Regions from separate parts of the Homo sapiens genome. Here all the other regions are linked to region 5. The links are chromatin contacts, found by Hi-C or POLR2A ChIA-PET in ENCODE. All regions are on one chromosome and are shown on one strand. Each heading gives the region's core, a stretch centred on a gene start or an enhancer-like site at or near the end of the contact. The rest is flanking DNA. Distances are from core to core; before and after follow the strand shown. Region 1 holds the start of COX8A (cytochrome c oxidase subunit 8A). Region 2 holds the start of STIP1 (stress induced phosphoprotein 1). Region 3 holds the start of FERMT3 (FERM domain containing kindlin 3). Region 4 holds the start of NAA40 (N-alpha-acetyltransferase 40, NatD catalytic subunit). Region 5 holds the start of SNHG1 (small nucleolar RNA host gene 1). Region 6 holds the start of FADS1 (fatty acid desaturase 1). Region 7 holds the start of NUDT22 (nudix hydrolase 22).

Region 1 (2,847 bases), core at 97-2,596, 1.1 Mb before region 5:
TAGGGTTCAGGGAGAAATGCACCACCAGATGGTAAAGGAAGGGACAGGAAGCAGGATTTATTGAAACCTGTTTTAAAGCTGGTCTGGGCCGGGCATGGTGGCTCACACCTGTAATCCCAGCAATTTGGGAGGCCAAGGCGGGCGGATCACAAGGTCAGGAGTTAGAGACCAGCCTGACCAACATGGTGAAACCCCGTCTCTACTAAAAATACAAAAAATTAGCCGGGAGTGGTGGCGGGCGCCTGTGATCCCAGCTACTCGGGAGACTGAGGCAGGAGAATGGCTTGGCTTAAACCTGGGAGGCGGAGGTTGCAGTAAGCCGAGATCGCACCACTGCACTCCAGCCTGGGTGACAGAGCAAGACTCCGTCTCAAAAAAACAAACAACAAACAAAAAAAGCAAAGCCTGTATGTTAAGACCCAGGATCCTTGCATGGGCCAGTAACTCCAAAACGATACCTATCCTTCCTTGCCTGAAAACCCCCTCCCAGGCCGGGCGCAGTGGCTCACGCCTGTAATCCCAGCACTTTGGGAGGTTGAGGCAGGCGGATCACGAGGTCAAGAGATCGAGACCATCCTGGCCAACATGGTGAAACCCCGTCTCTACTAAAAATACAAAATTTAGTTGGGCATGGTGGCACGCGCCTGTAGTCCCAGCTATTCGGGAGGCTGAGGCAGGAGAATCGCTTGAACCCGGGAGTCGGAGGCTGCAGTGAGCCGAGATCGCGCCACTGCACTCCAGCCTGGCGACAGAGCGAGAACCCGTCTCAAAATAAATAAGTAAAATAAAATAAAATAAAATAAATAGCAGTAACAACCATTTTCGTCGCTGACAGCGTCAGGCATCCCCCAGTGAACCAACGAGAAAATGGGCTCAGAGCGGCTAAAGAAGTCGGCAGGAGGCGGCGCAGCGAGGAGGCGACAGGAGAGGGAGGGCCTGACAGGACCAGACCCGAGATCCTGGGGCTGTGGGGAAAGACCTAACGCCGACAGCCCCGACTGTCGCCCGGGCACTGTCCCCGTCGTTCGCGCCCTCCAGACATGCCCAAACCGGCACTGCTGCTCCCCGCTACGCTGCGGGGCGCGAGGCATTCTCAGGACCACCTGAGGTCAGCTAGGCAGAAGGGGTCAGCCCACGGCGCCTCCCGCGCTCTTCCAGGCCCGTTCCTCACCATGATCCCAAGCTTCCCCTCCGGCGGCAACGAATGGATCTTGGCGCGCGGCACTGGGAGCCGCCGGGCCGAGCCTGTCAAGCCCCGCAGCAGCAGCGGCGTCAGGACGGACATGATGGCACGGAGTACACCACAAAAAACGGTCAGCCGTAGCCCAAGGTCAGGAAGCCAAAATGGCTGCGCTGGCCGGAAGTTCTGGAGCTGGGGAAGCAGGGAAACTGCGGCGCGGAAGTCTCTCGGAAATGACGCAAGAACACACCTCCCACAGCCCTTGGCAGTTTTTGGCGCGTTCCTCGAAACAGCCAATTGACACCTTCCTACGCTATGGGCGGAGCACAAAAGGGCTCTTCTTCGAGTTATGTTCCGCCTCCAAGGCTTATACTTGTGAATGACATCTGGGGCCACCCAATCATGTACGCGAGAAGCCTAAACTGTTCTTGACTCCTCCCTTCATTCATACTGTTAAATCTCTCTCTATTCAGGCTGGGCGTGGTGGCTCACGCCCGTAATCTCAGAACTTTTGGGAGGCCGTCTGTACTAAAAAAAAAAAAGTACGGGCTGGGCGCGTTGGCTCACGCCTCTAATCCCAGCACTTTGGGAGGCCGGGGCGGGTAGATCATCTGAGGTCAGGAGTTTGACACCAGTCTTGCCAGCATGGTGAAACCCCATCTCTACGAAAAATACAAAAATTGGCCGGGCGCAGTGGCTCACGCATGTAATCCCAACACTTTGGGAGGCCGGGGCCGGTAGATCATCTGAGGTCAGGAGTTTGAGACCAGTCTTGCCAGCATGGTGAAACCCCATCTCTACGAAAAATACAAAAATTGGCCGGGCGCAGTGGCTCACGCTTGTAATCCCAACATTTTGGGAGGCCGAGGCGGGTGGATCACCTGAGGTCAACAGTTCGAGACCAGACTGGCCAACATGGTGAAACCCCGTCTCTACTAAAAATACAAAAATTAGCTGGGCATGGTGGTGGGCGCCTGTAATTCCAGCTACTCGGGAGGCTGAGTCAGGAGAATTGCTGAACCCAGGAGACGGAAGTTGCAGTGAGCCGAGATTGAGCCATTGCAGTCCAGACTGGGCCACAAGAGCGAAACTCCATCTCAAAAATAAAAAACAACAATAAAAAAAGTTCGAAAGCAGCCTGGCCAACATGGTGAGACTCCATCTCGACTAAGAATACAAAAAATAGCCAGGCATGGTGGTAGATGCCTGTAATCTCAGCTACTAGGGAGGCTGAGGCAGGAGAACTGCTTGAACCCGGTAGGCAGAGGTTGCAGTGAGCTGAGATCACGCCACTGCACTCCAGCCTGGGCGACACAGCAAGACTCCGTCTCAAAAAAAAAAAAAAAAAAAAATCTCTCTATTGAGAGTCCCCTCCTCTCCACCAGGCCTCCGTCGTTTTTGTTGAGAATTCCTGACACTGACCTAGTAACCAAACCTCCCTCAATTACTATTACACTCTTCAATTCCAGTTACCATGCTGGAGCAGCCAACTTCCCTTCCTTCCTACCCTATCACTCTCTCTCCCTCCCCCATCCCTTCCTTCTTGGTTTTTTAAACCTAAATCTGACCAAGTCATATACTTTCAGTGGCTCCCCATTGCTTCCTAGTCAAAATCCCAATTCCCGGATGTCACTGTCCAGCCTCAACTCTCAAAACTCTTCAATATT
Region 2 (2,839 bases), core at 269-2,768, 1.3 Mb before region 5:
TCTTATTCCAGAAATCTTTTCCTCACCTATACTACAGCCCATTTAACCCTAGATACAACTGAAATATTATATGGGCACAAAAAAGTTTACTAACTTCATTTCCACTCTTTTTAATACAGCAAGGAAGCTCGAGCTTTGCCTAAAGCAGCAACTGCTACAAGAGACCAAAGGCTCAGCTCTGTAGCTCACACCAAAAAAAGGATGGTAGTCACTAGTCCATCGAGATGTCTTATTTAAGGGGAGAGTGTGGGCGATCTTAGTTTTATGGCCCTGAAGTAAGAACCAGATACCAGGTATAGTTTCAGAATTGTCACCCCCAAGTGTTATGGGCCCGGAGCGAAGACAGTAGTACTCCCGAGCGGGAGGATGATTTCTCGGAGGTTGGTAGAGGTTTCTTGGAGGTTGTTTTGTCCTTTTTCTTCCGATGAATCATTACAGCTCAATGACAGCTTCAAATCGAACAAAACCTCTAGGCCTTTCATAACCGCAAGCTACTGAGGACATAACCAAGTCACTGAAAGGAAGCAGCAACCGCTTCAAACTCGGCCCCTCAAATGCTCAGTAGAGGCCCATAACTTCCAGCGGTTGATCTCTGTAAATTGTCTACAACCACCCCCGGGTCGTCAGAAACCCATCTTTCAGACCCACCTTTCGGAAGTGTTGGTCCTCGGTCACTCGACAATCACACACACAAGCATACAAAAAGAGGGGGAGGGGCCGCAATACATTTGTAAAACACTGTCAGAGATGGAATTCGTCCCAAGGACTTTTGCGGCACCCTTCCCTTTCCCGCATCAGGTAGAGTCGGTCTGTCGCTCCTCAGACCCCCGCTCAACGCTCTCCCACCCTGACCTTCTCAGATGTAGAAGAGTAACATTTGCCCCAACTGCATCCCAGGCTGCTAAGATCCTCGGCTACTCCCAGTGTATCCCCGTCCCCGCTCCCTGGATCCGTCCAAGTTCCTCGTGGCTAAGTCCCGAGCGGTTTCTCCGTCGGCCGTCTGAGATCTCCCGGAGGGCTACCTCGCGGGTGCGGACCCCGGCCCCCGGCCCACCTCCACCCCGCCCCCTGCGGCCCGCACCCTCCCCAACATGGCCCGCAGCCGCCCCCTCGGGACGCCTTCAGGGCCCGGTCGCGACCCCTCTTCCCGCCGCCGGCCGGACTCACCCAAGCTGTGGCCTCCGCCGGGCCCTCCTCGCCCAACCAGGGGGCGATGGGCGCTCCCCGCGGCCGGCCTCGCTAAAGATCCCGCTCCCGCCCGCCGCCCGCGGCCCTCACCTCCCCGCCGCCGCCCCGTCCGGCCCCAGCGCCGAGCTCCGGTCTCCTGGATCCGGCGCCCGCCCCGCCCCCCTACCGCGGCCTGGCCACCGCCGGTCCCCGAGCAGGCTCGGGGCCTCAGCCCGCCCCTCCCCCTTCACCTGCTCCATAGCGCAGCGCGGTCCGGAACCCCGTTGAATCGAATCCGTCCGCTCCGCGTTCCCAACCGCACGCGCCGCCTTCTGGAACCTACTAGAAGCTACCGGGACCCCGGCTCCCGCCCCTTCCTCGCCTGCTCACTGGTCGAGTTCTTCTAGGGGGAATGTCTGTGCTGCTCTACTATTGGCTTGAGGTCCAGCCCATCATCTCCACTTCCTTCTCATTGGACAGCGGGGAGTAATTCCCTCAACCCTGCCTCCCCCGCACCTCAGGATTGGGCGCTCCTCTATAAACCCACCCATCTCAGGCTCCACGAATGGAGGGAGGAGCGAACTTCTGCGACACGGATTGGTCTTTTGCACTGCCAATCGTAGCCGCGCTGGCCGCGCCCATTGGTTCTGATCGTTCTGGAAATTTCCACCTCTCCCATTGGGCTGCCGGACTCCATGTCGGAACCGCCTTCAGAATGAGAGCGATTCCAATTGGGCGGAGGGTTGCCAACTCTTTGCGCTGATTGGTTTAAATCGCTGCCCTTCAAAAGGCCGGGTTTCGCCCCGCCCCTGATATATGGGAGTACCGGCTGCAGTCGGGGTCTGTAGCTGTGTCGCCGGCGGCTGCGGGGCCTCTGGGTTGCTTTCCCTCTCGCTCCCGAGTGCCGCGAGTTCCAGGCGGTCCCCGGGATCGCCAGCGGCACAGGGCCCCAGCCCTTCGCCCGCGCATCGGGATGGGGGTCCTAGCCGGTGGGAGCTGCCTGTCCCTCGAGCGCCAGCTACCCGCGTTGTCCAGCGCTCCGGCCTCGGCCCGGCCCTCCTGCCTCCTGGCTGTTAGGTTCTGAATGTTCCGGAAATGCCACGTGACCGCGAGGGCGCTTGGGCTTGGGCTGGACAGGCCGGGGATCTCACCGCGGCGGGCCCGGCTGTCCCGCTTGGGCGTCCTCAGTGGAACCGCACACCCTTTCTCAGCGCGCCGGTCGTTTGGTCCTGTAGGGCCGAGGGGAATTCGTGCGGTGTTGAGCACGCGGGAAGCACTTAACGAAAGGGAGCTGCCCCTCAGCCCTCGTGAGTCCGATGTAAAGGAGTGAAGGAGACGAAGAACTGAATCAGTAGTTGACCGCCTGTGAGCTGGCGAGCTGTGCCCTGGTAGGGCCTTAAATCCCAGCCCCAGAAGTCGGAGGCAGGGCAGGCACCCCAAAGCGTGGAAGAGATGCACCTGCGGAGTGAAAATGCTGCTATTGCTTCTAGGGTCAGCCTTGGTTCCTGGAACAAAGGAGCCGCATGACTCGGGTCTGGCGATGATGTTGGGCTCTGCAGTGTCCTCATCCTTCCCCCTCTCTGGGTAATGATATCTTCCCAGGGTTTAAAGTGTGTCCTCTCTGCCAGTAGCTTGTCTCCACAGCCTCATCTTTAATTCCACCTGCCCCACC
Region 3 (2,700 bases), core at 49-2,548, 1.4 Mb before region 5:
GGAGCCCCCGTGTCACTAGCCCCGTGGTCCTCCATGACTGATACCACAGCTGCTCTGCTGTAACTTCCTGTGGGGGCAGGGCCTTCCCACCCAGGCTGGGCCTGTCACCAACCTGCTCAAAGCTTCCGCCAAGGGGAGGGAGCGTGGGGGCAGGCCCCTGGGTCACCTAGACCCCCTCAGACCTCAGCAATGTGACTTCAGCCTCGGCCCAGACAAGACCACTCCTTCTGCCCCTATTGGTGGCTGAATGGAGGATTGTGGCTGCGTCTGATCCTTAGCAGACCAGCTGCAGCAGAAGGGAGGGAGGGAAGAGGGTGGGAGGGAGAGGAAGTTGGGGAAATGTCTTTTTTGGAACCAAATGATTAAGCTAATGCCTGAGTCACCGTGACACCATTATCGGGAGCTGAGCAGCAGGGATGGCCCGGAAGTGCCCAGAGACACCCGTGGCGGCCGCCCATGGTGCCGAGTTCAGCAAGCGGGCAGCGGACACTCACTGATCTGCTCCACAATCTTCAGGAGCACCCCGCCGATGTGCGACTCCCCAGTGACCCGCAGGGTGACCGACTCGGCCTCTGGGTCCTCCTCTCCCACAAACACCCGCAGCTCCCATGACGAGTCGATGTAGTCCCCGGAGGCTGTCTTCATCCCCGCCATGGCTGCGGCTGCTGCTACAGAGAGTGTGGAAGGAGGCAAGGTGGGCAGGCCCTGGTAGGCCTCCGGGTTTGGGCAGAAGAGCTCTGTGATGCCCTGGACACACCCAGAGGAAAGCCGCTCATGAAGGAGGGCGGGAGTGAGCACCCAGGCCAGCACGCCCGTGGTACCCTCAGACTCTCTCTCCAGCGCTGGCGCTTGAGCCGCGAGGGCCCTCAGAGACCATGTAGTCCAATCCGCTCCCATCCTACAGGCGGGCAGACTGAGGCCGGGTAAGAAGGGGCTCACTCAGGACCACCGTGCTCAATGCCAGCCCACAGCTCACTCCCAGACCCTCAGGGGCAGCTGCCCACTCTGGCCATGGCTTCGTACCCAGGCCAGGAAGTAGTTCCGATCCTGGCCCACAGCTCAGATGCCAACATCACAAACCAGCCAAAGCCTCTCCGGGGAGGTGGAAAGTTCAGGCTGCCGCATGGCGAGAGGCAGGCTGGGCAGAGGCTGCAGGAGGATAAGGAAGAGAAGGGCCCAGGGTCCCAGTGAGGCCTGAGCTTACCTTTCCTGGCAAGGGCTGGGGGCTGCAGGTGGGTCTCGGGCTACACCCCTGTGGGCCGTGGGCTTCCTGCCCTCCTTTCTCTTTGGAGCTTCCTTCAGGGCAGCCCTTGCTTGTGCCTTATCACGAGCAGGGCGGGTTCAGCCCCTCCCCAGGGCGGGCTGGCGCTGGGTGCAGGAAGCACACTGCCAGCCCACAGAGGGTTCCAGGGGCCCCCCCACCTTTGTCCCCAGAGAGCACAGGAAGCTAGGGAGAGCGGGGCTTAGCGACTCAACACCATAAAAACGCCCCCTTCCTCATTTGGAGGGAAGCTCAGTGCAAACTCAACAAGTCCCCCGGCTGTGTGTGTTCAGGGCTAGGTCCACTTTTGTGGGAAGTGTCTGCCATCCTCAGCCTGTCACATGAGGTGGGGACCTTGGGCTTTGAAACATCACTGGGCTGCCGGAGGGAGAGCCCAGGAGTCGACAGAGTGTATCCAGGTTATTTGGGACTCACAGGTTAAATCGGCTCCAGCCTGGCTATCCCTATCAACCAAGGATCCCTCAAGGCCCCAGAGGGAAACAAGTCCATTTTGCAGTTTTTCCTAGCTCCGCGTAGGGCTACCTTCAAACTCATGAACTCAGACCTGCCAGGTGAACAAGTGAACAGTACTTGGCCCAGACCATCCACAACCTCCCGGGCCCTCAGGTCACCCAGCTCCAAACACGACCCCTCCACTGTGCTCCACTTGGATGAGCCTCCCCGAGTCCCCACGAGGCTCACTCCCATCAAGTCCCTGCTTAGGTGACACCTCAGGGGTCTCTGGTGGTCTATACCCTCCTGCTCATCACCTGCCCTAGGATGTGGACTTCAGTAGAGCAAGGCACGTCCGCCACCAGCTCTGCGCAGGACAGCGGCCTTTCCAGTGAACACACTGGGGTTGGAGCATGCAGGGTGGGCAAGCCTGGGGGCGGCAGAGTCCTGCCAATGGGGGAGGCTACCTGAGCATCGCCACTCAGATGGGGAAGGGGGCGGCCTGCCGGGGATTCCCAGGGGAAAAGAAAGCTGATGAAACTAACAGCAGGAAGTCCAGCCAGCTGCTAGTCTCAGCGCCTTCCTAGCCCAGAAAGCAGCACTCTTGGAGCAAATGAGGAAGTTTTACTCCTGCCCCAAAGGCCTCCCCAGTCCAGGAAGAGAGCTTTAGAAAACGCAGCTTGTTGCAACCATGGAAAAGTGTAATTAAAGCTTAGCACCCTAAGTTCTCAGGTAAGAGCCGTGCATTAAAACCATCACCCAGGCCGGGCGCGGTGGCTCACGCCTGTTAACCCCAGCACTTTGGGAAGTCCAGGCGGGTGGATCACGAGGTCAGGAGATTGAGACCATCCTGGCTAACACGGTGAAACCCCGTCTCTACTAAAAATACAAACAAACAAACAAACAAAAAATTAGCCGGGCGTGGTGGCGGGCGCCTGTAGTCCCAGCTACTCGGGAGACTGAGGCAGGAGAATGGCGTGAACCCG
Region 4 (2,700 bases), core at 74-2,573, 1.1 Mb before region 5:
GTAATCCCAGCACTTTGGGAGGCCTAGGCGGGTGAATCACGAGGTCAGGAGTTCGAGACCAGCCTGGCCAACGTGGTGAAACCCTGTCTCTACTAAAAATACAAAAATGAGCCGGGCATAGTAGCGGGCGCCTGTAATCCCAGCTGCTGGGGAGGCTGAGGCAGGAGAACCGCTTGAACCCAGAAGAAGGAGGATGCAGTGAGCCGAGATCGCGCCATTGCACTCCAGCTTCGGCGACAAGAGCAAAACTCCATATCAAAAAAAAAAAAAAAAAAAAAAAAAAAGAATACAGCCAATACTAGGAAAAGCGTTATCTTTTTAGGAGGGTGACTGATACTGCTGTAATTGAGACTTAGTAAGGTGAACGCACAGAAACTTGCAAATAACTTCTGCCCTACCCTATATCCCGGGAAAGTAAACTAAAATGCACCTCCAGGCTGCCGGCACGGAACAAGTGGTCAATATCCATCCGCGGCTGGGCCGCCGCCCCCGCCTCCCCGCATCTTCCCCGCACACCTGCACAGCCCTCCCCTTGCAAAAAACACCTGCACTACCAAAACCCCTAACAACCCAAGCGGTCGTAAGAACCATTTCATTGCAACCAGGAGGCGTCGAAGGCAGGAGTCTATGGGAAAGGAAGGCTGTGTTTATCAGGAGCAGCAGGAACCTGGTGGAGAGGTTTCGAAAGAGTGTAGGGGAACCGGCTTCGCTGAGACTCGAGTAACGGGAAGGGCAGTGGACTGGGATTCGGGAGGCCCAAGGTGGGGTCTGACGCCCCCGACAATATGACCTTGGCTAGGCGCCTTCTTTCCTCTGGGCCTCAATTCCCTCCAAGCCAGGGTTGACCTCGGATGTGAAAAGCGACGAAGCTGGTGACAGCCAGGTGATGAGTGACCCTGGGGGAGCGGGAAGCTAACCCCAGGGTCCCCGCGGGGGACGGTGGTGGGGAGGCCAGTAACGGGTCCGCGAAGCAGGAAGGGGCGGGCGTGACGCTGGGGGCGCCGAGGGGGTGGGGCCCCGGACCAGGGGCTCTCCAGAGGATTCCCGGGCTAGGCCTAGCGTAGGGACCCTTAGAATGGGGGAGTCGGGTCATGTGGGGGTCAGGGGTCACGTGAGGCTGGAGGGGGTCGGGGTCACGTGAGAGGGGGGTTTAAGAACAAAGGGGGCGAGGGTAGCGAGGAGCGCCCCTGGACCTCCCATCTCCTCTCTCTGCCTCACTCACCCCCATAGCGGCGGCGACAACGCTCAGCTTCTTCTTCACACACTTGCCGGCAGGGAGGCGGCAACGGCGGTGGCTGCAACAGCGGCGGCAGCAGAGCGGACGGCCCTGCAACGCGCATGCGCCTCGCAGCTTCCCCCCCCCCCCCCGCCCAACCGCGCGCCCTCGTACCGCGCCGGCGCAGAACCGGCGCAGGGCAGCGGTGAGCCGGCGCGCAGGTGGAGCGCCCGCTAGGCTGGCCGAGGGTCTCCGACCAGGAGGAGGCGGGAGCGCGGAGGAGCGTCGCGCCGGGAATGACGTGCGGCCAGAGCCCGCCCCCTCGCAGGGCTGCGTCTGTAACTATGGCAACGGCGGCGCCAGGCCTGGCTGCTCACCCAGGCCGTGAGTCGCGCGCCGCTGGGGGCCGGGTGGTTGGCAGCACCTCCCCTGCGGCCAGCGACTCCTTGGCCCCGCGCGTAGCAGCCGGCGGCACAGCCACCTTCCCAGGCGGCCAATCGCGTCTCGACCTCTAAAGTACCTGCCCCTCCAGAGCCCTAGCGCGCGTAGCGGAAGTCTTTGGAAACTTTCCCACCTTCCAGATCTTGACTCTTGAAATTCCTTTTCTAACCAGAGTCCTGTTACTCATTCATTCGTCTTCTAACCATTCATTCCCCCTCATTCATTCACGTTCTCAATAAAAATTAACTCGCATCTACGCGGTGCTGAGCCCAGGGGGCACAGAGAGGAGCGAGGTGCCATCTCAGCGCCACACCTCAGGGTTTAGAGGGGAGACGGGCACGTAAGCACTGTTTAGGAGAGAGTGGACAGTGCTGTTAGCGTGAACACCAGGCATCCCGGAAAGTTTTAATTTCAACCCATCCCCAGCACACCGGAGTGACCCGCACGTGACCCGAATCCAAACCGCCGGGGGCGCTTCCGCAGTGTGCACACCTCTGCCAACCTCCCCCAGAATCTCCAGGGGTGGAGCCAGAGTCTTCACTTCCTAGTGCTCCCCAGGTAGGGAGCGAAAATTAGTGAAATGCTTCAAGACGAAAATTAGTGAAATGCTGCCCAACACTTAAGCTTCATGGACTTTTTCAGGTTTTGCTCATTATTCCATCTTTTTGTTTTTTTAAGAGACAGGGTCTCGCGGTCGCCCAGGCTGGAGTGCAGTGGTGCAATCACAGCTCACTGCAGCCTCGACCTCCTGGGCTCAAGCGATCCTCCCGCCTCAGCCTCCTGAGTAGCTGGGACTACAGGTGTGCACTACCATACGCAGCTCAATTTTTATTTATTTTTTGTTGAGATGGGGTCTCACTGTGTTACACAGACTGGTCCCAAACTCCTGGGCCCAAGCGATCCTCCCACTTTGGCCTCCCAAAGTGCTAGGATTACAGGCGTCAGCCACTGTGCTTAGCCTCATTATTCCAACTTTAGTGCTCAGTACAGTGGTGGCCTCAACAACATTTATCCAGTGCCTACTGTATGCTAGGCACTGTTCC
Region 5 (2,700 bases), core at 59-2,558:
CAGACATCCCGCCACTGCACTCCAGCCTGGGCGACAGAGCAAGCCTCCGTCTTGAAAGAAAAAAATGTTTGGCCGGGCGCGGTGGCTCACGCCTGTAATCCCAGCACTTTGGGAGGCCGAGGCAGGCGGATCACCCGAGGTCAGGAGTTCAAGACCGGCCTGACCAACATGGAGAAACCCTGTCTCTACTAAAAATACAAAATTAGCCGGTCACAGTGGCGCATGCCTGTAATCCCAGCTACTCAGGAGGCTGAGGCAGGAGAATTGCTTGAACCCGGGAGGTGGAATGCAGTGAGCTGAGATCGGGCCATTGCATTCCAGCCTGGGCAACAAGAGCGAAACTCCGTCTCAAAAAAAAAAAAAAAGAAAGAAAAAAATGTTTATAAAGTGTGCTTGTACACGTAGATGTTTACCACAAACGACTGAACTAATGTTGTCCGGTCTCAGTAAAACAGTCTATAGCTGACTGCAACCATATTGATCAGGCAGGAGTTGCAGCAGGCAGCACCGCCGGAGCTCTTTAGGGTTCCCCATCAATAAAATGGGGGTTGTCATCCTACCTAGCTCTTGGGATTTTGGTGGATTAATCGATTCATATAGTGTGCTTAAAACGGTGCTCCATAAATGTTAGCTAATGTTGGCCCGTAGTAGTCCAAGATCTAAAGAAAACGCACCAGAAGGCAGGACATAGGGAACCAGTTAGGAAAAAATCAGATCCTGTCTTCAGTGAAGCACTTACGTCCTGACATACTTTCCCGAAATGGCCCCACCAAAGGGGACCTCCTCCCGAGCTTAGCCCGGGATCCAGTACCTGAGTCGTCCCCCGCGCTGAGACCCTGGACACCAGCCTCCGAATGTGAGCCAGGCAACTGGCGCGGAATCGACACGACGGCGATCGAGGCTTCAGGAGGCTGTAGCTCCATGGAGGCGGATCCTGCACACAGGTTTGGGGTGTGTGGGCAAGGGGCAGCTCAGAACAGGGTTAGAGGGTAGGCAGTCGTGACCGTCAGTCCAGGATCGCCGTGAGGCAGTGATCTCACCGCTCCTGCCACATGCACTGGGTGAGAAAACCAAGCCGCAATGCGGTCGGTGAGCCAGCACGCTCCCGTAGGACGCATGCGCGCCTTTTTCGCGCCGCAAGTTCAGGTGGCGCTTTGTCTACGCCCTCCTTCCCTGGAACTCTCTACCCACAACTCCCCGGGGTCGCATGCGGTCAACGTATGCGCGTGCGCTCGCCGTAGCCCCGCCCCCAAATCCCGTGGGCCTCTGCGGCATGGTATTTAATCGTCTCCCCGGGGAGATTCGTTCTCATTTTTCTACTGCTCGTGGTAAGTGGCTTCGTGGTCTTTATAGCTGTTACTCTTTTGTACTTTGTCTTTTTCTTTTATTTTCTTTTGAGCGATTGTGCGAACATAGCATAGCACGCACTATGCCTTCTGTGTTGTAGCTGCCTGGCCAGGGCGACTGGCGGATAAGGTCTTGTGCGTGGCCTCGAGGCTTAAAAGTAGCAGTGGGGCTTTGTGAAGGACAAAATGGCGATGGCGGGCCGTGTAGGTCCCCCTTCCTATGATGAGGACCTTTTCACAGACCTGTACTGAGCTCCGTGAGGATAAATAACTCTGAGGAGATGGGCCCTGCAAGCCTCTTGCTTAGCCGTCTGTTCAGAAAATAGCGTTTTCGAAATGCCCTGAGTTGACCTAATGTCTTATTGGGCTCCTGTCTGCAGGATTTACGCGCACGTTGGAACCGAAGAGAGCTCTGTTGTTGCAGTAAGTTCTTACGGCCATTTCTTAATCTCTGCTCTTTCGTTGAGTGTGTGGAAGTTGCTACGGGGATGATTTTACGAACTGAACTCTCTCTTTCTGATGGATTAGTGGAGAAAACAGAAAATTCTGAGTAGCACTGTACTGTACGCAACAAATGTCAGGGCCCTATTGATTTGTCTGAGGTGTTAGTGAAGGGTGTTATTTTTTCAGATGTTCAGCCCACAAGAGCTTACTGGTGAAGGAATGGGACAAGACCCATCTTTATGCAAAGCCAGCGTTACAGTAATGTTCCAGGTAGGTGTACATGGTTTATGCTCTTACAGAGGAGACCTTGTAGATAACCACTCCATGATGAACACAAAATGACAAGCATATGGCTGAACTTTCAAGTGATGTCATCTTACTACTGAGAAGTGAGAGAGAGGTCTTAAGGGGTCTTTGAATGACTATTTTTAGGTACATAAAATGCTTTCCTCTGTTGTCTACAGCATCTCATAATCTATCCTGGGGAATTCAGCTGCCTCCCAGGGTGAATACAGGTAATTATCCAAATTGGTGTATGTCATCTTTGTAAATGTTCAAGAAAACAAGTGGCCGGCGGAACAATGTTTTTTGGCGCCTTCCATCTTGTTCCTCTTGAAATGATTTTCTGGGGAGGGAGATCGCAACCCGGTACTACAGTTCTTGTAAGGGTGTGCTGTTACCCTCATCCATATATCGATCACGTTACTGTCAGATGATTTGAATTGATAAGCTGATGTTCTGTGAGGTACAAAAGTTAATAGCATGTTAGAGTTCTGATGGCAGTTGTTGTTTATGAATAAGCTTCATTCCATCCTAATACCTTAAAATAACTAATTTGCTTTCCTTTCCAGGTATTCCTGATGACAGTCTGCCTCTATCTTACAGTAAGTTGTTTTTCGAATTCTATGGG
Region 6 (2,874 bases), core at 66-2,565, 1.0 Mb after region 5:
ATCTTACCTGGAAGTCAGGACATCTAAACTTCCCTATGGGAACTTGGTAAGCCCCTTCCCCATTTCGAACCTCAATTTTCTTATCTATAAAATGAAGAATTTGGATGGAATGAATTAATCCTTTTCTACCAGAAATCTAGCCATATTTCACCTAGTCTATTCTGTATCACCCTCTCCTGACTCCTACGTGCTCAGAATCTAGCTCAGTGCTTGGGACAGTTATGTTTCCTTTCCCTTTGAAGTGCCCAAATACCAGTGTAATGAGAAATATGGCAGAGCCTGAGAGTTCAGAGCACAGGCCAGGGTCAAATCTCAGCCCTCCACTTACAAGCTGTGTGACAAAATAACCTCCCCCGGGCTCAGTTTCTTCACTGTAAATTAGGTTAATTGTTCCAACCTCATAGGGTTGTTAGGAGAATTAAATGAGTTAAGGTTTGCAAAACGCTAAGAACAGTGCCTGGCACACAGTAAGTGCTTTATAAAGTGTTTGTTGAATAAATAAAATTTTGGACCTAAACTCTGGGTCTCTTCAGGACTGCAACAGCTTTGTAACTGGCAACCCCACTTTTAGGTGCGTTCCCACTCCTCTAAAACCCAGAGATCTAAATGCCAAATCTCTCTGCTTAAAAAGTCTCCCAGGGCTCCTAGGCGCCTCCAGGCTAGAACAGAAATGCCTCAGCTTGAAGACCCAGGCTTTTCAGGTGAAACACCTAAGGGTCAGGAGACGCTAGGATCATCACTCAAGGATCCCAGTGAATTTTTCCAAAATACAATAAAAATAAAAACAAAAAGAGGCAAACAGGGTTATAAAAATTGTGGGGCATTTTAAATGTTTCATTGAACAAATTAAAGCATTAACAGCCCTCCCCCAACCACCACCAAGCCCAAGAGACCGTAAATATGCTGTTCACAAGATAACTGCAACTTTCAAGGGCTCTCAGGCTGCTACTTCGGGCAGCACAATTGGCGGCACGACGTGGCAAGCAGGCAGTAGTTTCCAACCCTGGAGGGTCAGCGTCTGGAGACCCCGGCCAAGGCATCCACAGCCTAAAGATGATGTCCGCGACCGCCCGGGCAGCCTCGTGCACGGAAAAACCTCAACCCCGGCCCCGCCCACCCTTCCTGCGGCCACCCCGCAGCCCTGGCCCCTCAGTCCATTCACTCCTGCAGCGCGGCCCCGCACCCAGGGCCTGCACTAGAACCGCTGTTCCTACCGCGGCGCCCCCTGGGAGCCAACGCCGCGATGCCCGCCTGACGTCAGGAAGTCGAATCCGGCGGCGACGCCTTTAGGGAGCCCGCGAGGGGGCGCGTGTTGGCAGCCCAGCTGTGAGTTGCCCAAGACCCACCGGGGGACGGGATCTCGCTCCCCGCGCCACGAGGCTCGGCCAATGGGAACGCGCGCTGCGAGGCCCGCCGGTCTGCCCTGCGGTGCTGAAAACCCGGCGCGCAGGCGGCTGGCTCTGGGCGCGCGCCAGCAAATCCACTCCTGGAGCCCGCGGACCCCGAGCACGCGCCTGACAGCCCCTGCTGGCCCGGCGCGCGGCGTCGCCAGGCCAGCTATGGCCCCCGACCCGGTGGCCGCCGAGACCGCGGCTCAGGGACCTACCCCGCGCTACTTCACCTGGGACGAGGTGGCCCAGCGCTCAGGGTGCGAGGAGCGGTGGCTAGTGATCGACCGTAAGGTGTACAACATCAGCGAGTTCACCCGCCGGCATCCAGGGGGCTCCCGGGTCATCAGCCACTACGCCGGGCAGGATGCCACGGTGAGCGCAGCCAGGCGGGGGCACAGGAGAGGGCGGGACCGGAGGCTGAGTGCAGGGGAGACAGAGTTACGCACTCCGAGCCAAACACCGACTAATTCGGAGGAAAGCCCGGAGGCGCCTGATCATACCTGTTGCCCGGTGATTGGGTGTCCTGCGGATGCGGGATGAAAAGGCGGGAGAGAGGCCTGGAGAAGTGGAGTCTGGGGAGTGGGGATGGAGGCCAACAACACGCACACACAAACAAAGGGTCCCGCCTCCCTGCCGTGCATTCCATCTGCAGCCCCGAGCCTCAGGTCTCTGGGCGGGGACAGAACCCCGAGCTGGGTAGGCTAGGAGGGAGGAGAGCAAGGATGCAGGCCGCCTGGGGAGGGAGGGGGTCAGTGGCCAGGGGAGGGAGTCACATCCTGTCTCGATGGCTAGGAGAGGCAGCGCAGCCGCGTCTGGACCTAGGTGCCGGTCTCCACTCGCCAGCAGGAGCGGAGAGGGAGCAGGAAAGGAGCCCATTCTCGAGGATGGGGCTGAAACGGGAAGCTTGGGGAGACCGCTGCCTTGGGGACCCCTGCGTCGTGTGAAGACTGGAGGACGCGGAAGGGACAGCGCTGGCCGGGGAGGGCAAGCGGCCGCTGGCGTACATAAGGGATTGGGAATGGCATACACTTAGCGAGGACCCCCAGAGCTGTTCTCGAATCGCCGGGGAGGCCACTGAGCCGCAGGCCAGCGAGGTCTTCAGCTATTCCGCGGAGCGGACCGCTGTTTACGCTCTGGGGCGGTAGGCCCTTCGCGGGGTCCTGTCCCTTCTTCCCTTGGTCTCACTGCGGGGTCGGCGCGCGCCCCAGCCCCAGGCCTGCTGCTTCCCTTTCTAGACCACAGCCCTCAGAGCTAAGGCCCCGGCGCCTCTCTGCTGGGTTGGAGTCCTGGGGACTCAGTCCTAGGGACTCGAAAGTCGGGGCGTTCCCTTCACCGCGTTTCCCCCTTGGCGGCCAGAATGGCGTCCCCTCCCCTTGCATCCCCCTCTGATCCCGTGCCCTGCAGCGTGATGCCCTCCACTGTCCCTATCCACTACCCTGGCGTCCCAGAGTGTGCCGCGGGTCACCAGGTTCCCATAACGTCG
Region 7 (2,773 bases), core at 274-2,773, 1.4 Mb before region 5:
AAAGCCAACTTCTTCCCTCATTGCTGGCCAGATGCCTGCAGGCCTCCTGCCAGCCCAGACCTGTAGAATTCTGGCAAGTCCTACCCCCTCCCTTCATGTCTACCACCCTGTCCAGGTCAACCTCACTCACCTCATCACAGATCTCCTGAAGGACACTGGAAAAGAGTTCATGTACCACCAGCTGCCCAGCGAGGTCCTGGTGCTGGGGGCTGCCACCAGGGCACAGGGCCTGTGAGAGGTCAGGCTCAGCCCCTGCTCCCCACCTCTTCCCCCTGCCCCATCTCAGGACCAGCAAGCCTATACCTGCTGGCCTTGAGGGTCTGATGTGGCACAGTGTAAGAGAGTTAGTGATCCTGAGTCTGGTGTCCTTTCCCTGACAGACAACCAGAGGTCCAGCTTCAAAGGAGATACACAGGGGGCAGGGGTGGAGTAGGGCATCTTCTTCCTGTGCCCAATCTTTCCTCCCGTGTTTTCTAGTTTCTCACAGGACTGGGGCAGGGGTCAGTGGGGAGGCAGGTGGACTGCCCTGAGCAAACTTCCAGAGAAATACCAGGCCAATTTTCCCTTTAAGGAATGAGGAAACCAAAGCTGGGAGGATTGGGAGGGTGGAGAGCTGCAGCTCCCTTGAGCTGTCTGGGTCTTTGTGCCCAGCCTGGAATCTCACCTGAGGCTCAGGGTGCCCACCAGGTACGTCCACCAGCCCAGGGGCCTCAGCCACCTGCCGGGAGCGGCGCAGGAAGACAAGGAAGTCATCGGCTGTGGCTAGTGCAGCGCCCACCCCCAGTGGGTCCGCCAGATAGGCCTGCGTGTCACCCCAGTCGGTGGCACCCTGCTGTCGCAGCCAGGCAGCTGAGCTGGACCAGTTGGTGCCCAGGAAGTCTCGGTAGGAAGTAAGGCCCAGGCGCAGGAGCAGCTGTGGCCCCCGAGAGCCAATAGGCGCCAGGGTGGCTGAGTGCAGGCGGAACTTGGGGGCGTCGAAGAGCCAGGGTTGGGCCTTTAGCCGGGTCTCCCAGATGGCAGTGATGGCCTCGTCCCCACCTGGCAGTGGGCGACGGTCATGGGCGGGGCTCAGCTCGGCCTGTATCTGCTCCTGGGGCAGGCCCCCGCCAGGGCACTGCAGCAGCAAGGTCACCTCAGGATCCATGGTCTGAACGGGGCAGCTCTGGGGGAGGATACGGCCAGGCCTGTCATCCAGGGGGGCCACTACCACTCCTGGGCTGCGCAGCTAGCCCCCTCTGTCGCAGACCTCCTGAGGGTATCCGCAGCGCTTCTCCACCCCCCTGACCACTCCTTGGGCAGTAAAACGTGCCATCTTCCCCGCAGGAGCCCCGAGTCCCGCAGGGTATCCAGGACGCCCGGGCATCCCTACCATCCAGAGGTCTTGGGTTCAGGCGCCCCAAATGCCCATGTCCCCCAAACCCAGGGGTCTGCCTCCGACCCGGGGCGCGCGGGGACCCCTTTCCAGGGCCCGGAAGCTCCAGCCTCCAGCGGGCGCTCACCAGCCGCCGGGTCCCTCAGGCTCCGCCCCTTCCCCGAAGCGGAAGTGCCCGCCCCCTTTCCACGCGGCTTTTCATTGGCGGGTCCGCCGCGGTCGAGGATCCTGGAGGTTTGTCCCCGCCGCCCCGACGCTTCCGCCCGGTCCGTCGGCACGTCGGCCCTGCCTCCCGGACCACCCTGCGGGGCGCACCAGCGATCTGGGGTGCGGGGCTCGGCCTCCCTGCGCTCCTGGCTGACCGTGTGACCTTGGGCAAGTCTGGCCTGCTGGGCCTTAGTTTCCCTCTCTGCAGCAGGGACTTGGGGGTGGTGAACTTAATGAGCCGTATACTCCCACCCAGCGCTCACTTCCTGAGGCTTTGTGACTTTCTGGGAGGGATGGGGACGTGGAAGGGGCCTTAAAGCAGTCCCCCCTCGTCACTGCCCCCCACAGGTCTTAACCATGAACTTCTCTGGAGGAGGGAGGCAGGAAGCAGCAGGGTCCAGGGGTAGAAGGGCTCCCAGACCCCGAGAACAGGTGCGCGCCTCCTCCCCACCCCCTCCCACCAGTCCAGGCTCCCTGGGAGTTGCTGGGGGGCGGAGCTGAAGGGTCCTACTATTCCTGGAGACCACTGGCACTCCTTTCTCTCTGGGCTCTCTCTGCAGTGGGTCATTGAGGGTTCAGGATGGGCAGTAGGGCAGGGTCACCATGGAGACTAGGGGCCACCGCTGGGTTCTTTCAGGACCGAGACGTGCAGCTGTCCAAGGCTCTGTCCTATGCCCTGCGCCATGGGGCCTTGAAGCTGGGGCTTCCCATGGGAGCTGGTAAGTAGGGGCCTTGGAGGCTGGGGCTTGAGCCCAGAGAGAAACGTGAGCCTGTCTGCGACTCCTCCCTGATGGCTGCCTCCACCGCTCCCTGAGGAAGGCACAGAGTGCACTTCCTCCCCATGCACAGAGGAGAGCAAGGCCTAGAGCCCCTGTCATGTCCACAGCAGACTGAGGAGAGTTCTTGTCTGGGCCAGGCCTGGTGACCGCCCCCTCCAGCCAAGCAGCCAGATCAGCACTTACCCCGAGGGCGAGCCCTGGAGGATACGGTGCAGCTGGTGGTGTGAGTGTGCACTCCGGGCCAGCGCTATGCTGGGCACTCACCTCCCTGCCCCTCCGTGAGGCAGATCCTCTTTTTATGTAAGTTGAAAAAACTGCGGCCCAGAAAGGGGAGACTTTCTAAAGGTCCCACAGAGGATGCCCAAGCGATCTCCAAGCCCAGACTTTGTTTCGGTTGCCTGTGGCTCCCTGTTAA

What was found. Hi-C counts contacts between places; a loop is a spot of excess contacts on that map. ChIA-PET counts read pairs that join two places held with the same protein, here RNA polymerase II (POLR2A). Pooled maps may share reads with other maps.
Region 1: a loop to region 5 is called in a pooled map, with 5 times the contacts of the local background. The contact joins the promoter of COX8A here to the promoter of SNHG1 in region 5. A Hi-C loop is called at or near these places in 3 of 50 pooled maps. POLR2A ChIA-PET finds 5 or more read pairs at or near these places in 4 of 52 experiments (GM10248, MCF 10A, activated CD4-positive, alpha-beta T cell and 1 more).
Region 2: a loop to region 5 is called in a pooled map, with 8 times the contacts of the local background. The contact joins the promoter of STIP1 here to the promoter of SNHG1 in region 5. A Hi-C loop is called at or near these places in 7 of 50 pooled maps. POLR2A ChIA-PET finds 5 or more read pairs at or near these places in 8 of 52 experiments (CD4-positive, alpha-beta T cell, HEK293, K562 and 4 more).
Region 3: a pooled map shows a loop between it and region 5 (4-fold over the local background). The contact joins the promoter of FERMT3 here to the promoter of SNHG1 in region 5. A Hi-C loop is called at or near these places in 1 of 50 pooled maps. POLR2A ChIA-PET finds 5 or more read pairs at or near these places in 8 of 52 experiments (CD4-positive, alpha-beta memory T cell, GM10248, H1 and 5 more).
Region 4: a loop to region 5 is called in a pooled map, with 6 times the contacts of the local background. The contact joins the promoter of NAA40 here to the promoter of SNHG1 in region 5. A Hi-C loop is called at or near these places in 2 of 50 pooled maps. POLR2A ChIA-PET finds 5 or more read pairs at or near these places in 2 of 52 experiments (A549 and OCI-LY7).
Region 6: a pooled map shows a loop between it and region 5 (7-fold over the local background). The contact joins the promoter of FADS1 here to the promoter of SNHG1 in region 5. A Hi-C loop is called at or near these places in 2 of 37 single-sample maps with no recorded cell type and 7 of 50 pooled maps. POLR2A ChIA-PET finds 5 or more read pairs at or near these places in 5 of 52 experiments (A673, K562, PC-3 and 2 more).
Region 7: a pooled map shows a loop between it and region 5 (5-fold over the local background). The contact joins the promoter of NUDT22 here to the promoter of SNHG1 in region 5. A Hi-C loop is called at or near these places in 2 of 50 pooled maps. POLR2A ChIA-PET finds 5 or more read pairs at or near these places in 7 of 52 experiments (GM10248, GM12878, H1 and 4 more).

The regions. Positions count from the first base shown.
Region 1 is chr11:63,973,119-63,975,965 of GRCh38, reverse strand. COX8A (cytochrome c oxidase subunit 8A) reads right to left here and starts at 1,346. Exons shown (of 2, transcript NM_004074.3): 1 at 1,172-1,346. The coding sequence starts at 1,285. RefSeq lists an enhancer at 993-1,432.
Region 2 is chr11:64,184,850-64,187,688 of GRCh38, reverse strand. STIP1 (stress induced phosphoprotein 1) reads right to left here and starts at 1,518. Exons shown (of 14, transcript NM_006819.3): 1 at 1,419-1,518. The coding sequence starts at 1,427. It overlaps LOC124902686 (a long non-coding RNA gene), which reads left to right and starts at 2,008. Exons shown (of 2, transcript XR_007062712.1): 1 at 2,008-2,839. RefSeq lists silencers at 1,306-1,365, 2,066-2,205 and an enhancer at 2,326-2,395.
Region 3 is chr11:64,205,319-64,208,018 of GRCh38, reverse strand. It overlaps FERMT3 (FERM domain containing kindlin 3), which reads right to left and starts at 1,298. Exons shown (of 15, transcript NM_031471.6): 1 at 1,205-1,298; 2 at 495-668. The coding sequence starts at 654. RefSeq lists enhancers at 650-729, 1,050-1,129, 1,564-2,126, 2,030-2,289, 2,127-2,689.
Region 4 is chr11:63,937,625-63,940,324 of GRCh38, reverse strand. It overlaps NAA40 (N-alpha-acetyltransferase 40, NatD catalytic subunit), which reads right to left and starts at 1,323. Exons shown (of 8, transcript NM_024771.4): 1 at 1,223-1,323. The coding sequence starts at 1,228. RefSeq lists silencers at 1,217-1,402, 1,332-1,411, 1,672-1,721 and enhancers at 1,442-1,581, 1,820-2,320.
Region 5 is chr11:62,854,493-62,857,192 of GRCh38, reverse strand. SNHG1 (small nucleolar RNA host gene 1) reads left to right here and starts at 1,308. Exons shown (of 9, transcript NR_152585.1): 1 at 1,308-1,769; 2 at 1,977-2,060; 3 at 2,642-2,674. It overlaps SNORD28 (small nucleolar RNA, C/D box 28), which reads left to right and starts at 2,498; the gene lies at 2,498-2,572. It overlaps SNORD27 (small nucleolar RNA, C/D box 27), which reads left to right and starts at 2,110; the gene lies at 2,110-2,181. SNORD26 (small nucleolar RNA, C/D box 26) reads left to right here and starts at 1,827; the gene lies at 1,827-1,901. It also overlaps SNORD25 and a transcript of SLC3A2 not described here. RefSeq lists enhancers at 1-252, 253-1,226, 1,195-1,374, 1,485-1,564, 2,202-2,700 and a silencer at 1,075-1,134.
Region 6 is chr11:61,815,444-61,818,317 of GRCh38, reverse strand. FADS1 (fatty acid desaturase 1) reads left to right here and starts at 1,315. Exons shown (of 12, transcript NM_013402.7): 1 at 1,315-1,763. The coding sequence starts at 1,389. LOC124902680 (a long non-coding RNA gene) reads right to left here and starts at 298. Exons shown (of 2, transcript XR_007062696.1): 1 at 1-298. It also overlaps a transcript of FADS2 not described here. RefSeq lists silencers at 954-1,053, 1,394-1,593 and an enhancer at 2,114-2,874.
Region 7 is chr11:64,225,024-64,227,796 of GRCh38, reverse strand. NUDT22 (nudix hydrolase 22) reads right to left here and starts at 1,523. Exons shown (of 6, transcript NM_032344.4): 1 at 1,370-1,523; 2 at 665-1,162; 3 at 131-229. The coding sequence starts at 1,144. It overlaps TRPT1 (tRNA phosphotransferase 1), which reads left to right and starts at 1,611. Exons shown (of 8, transcript NM_001033678.4): 1 at 1,611-1,747; 2 at 1,928-2,011; 3 at 2,217-2,298. The coding sequence starts at 1,937. RefSeq lists enhancers at 345-862, 863-1,382, 1,983-2,705 and a silencer at 1,408-1,817.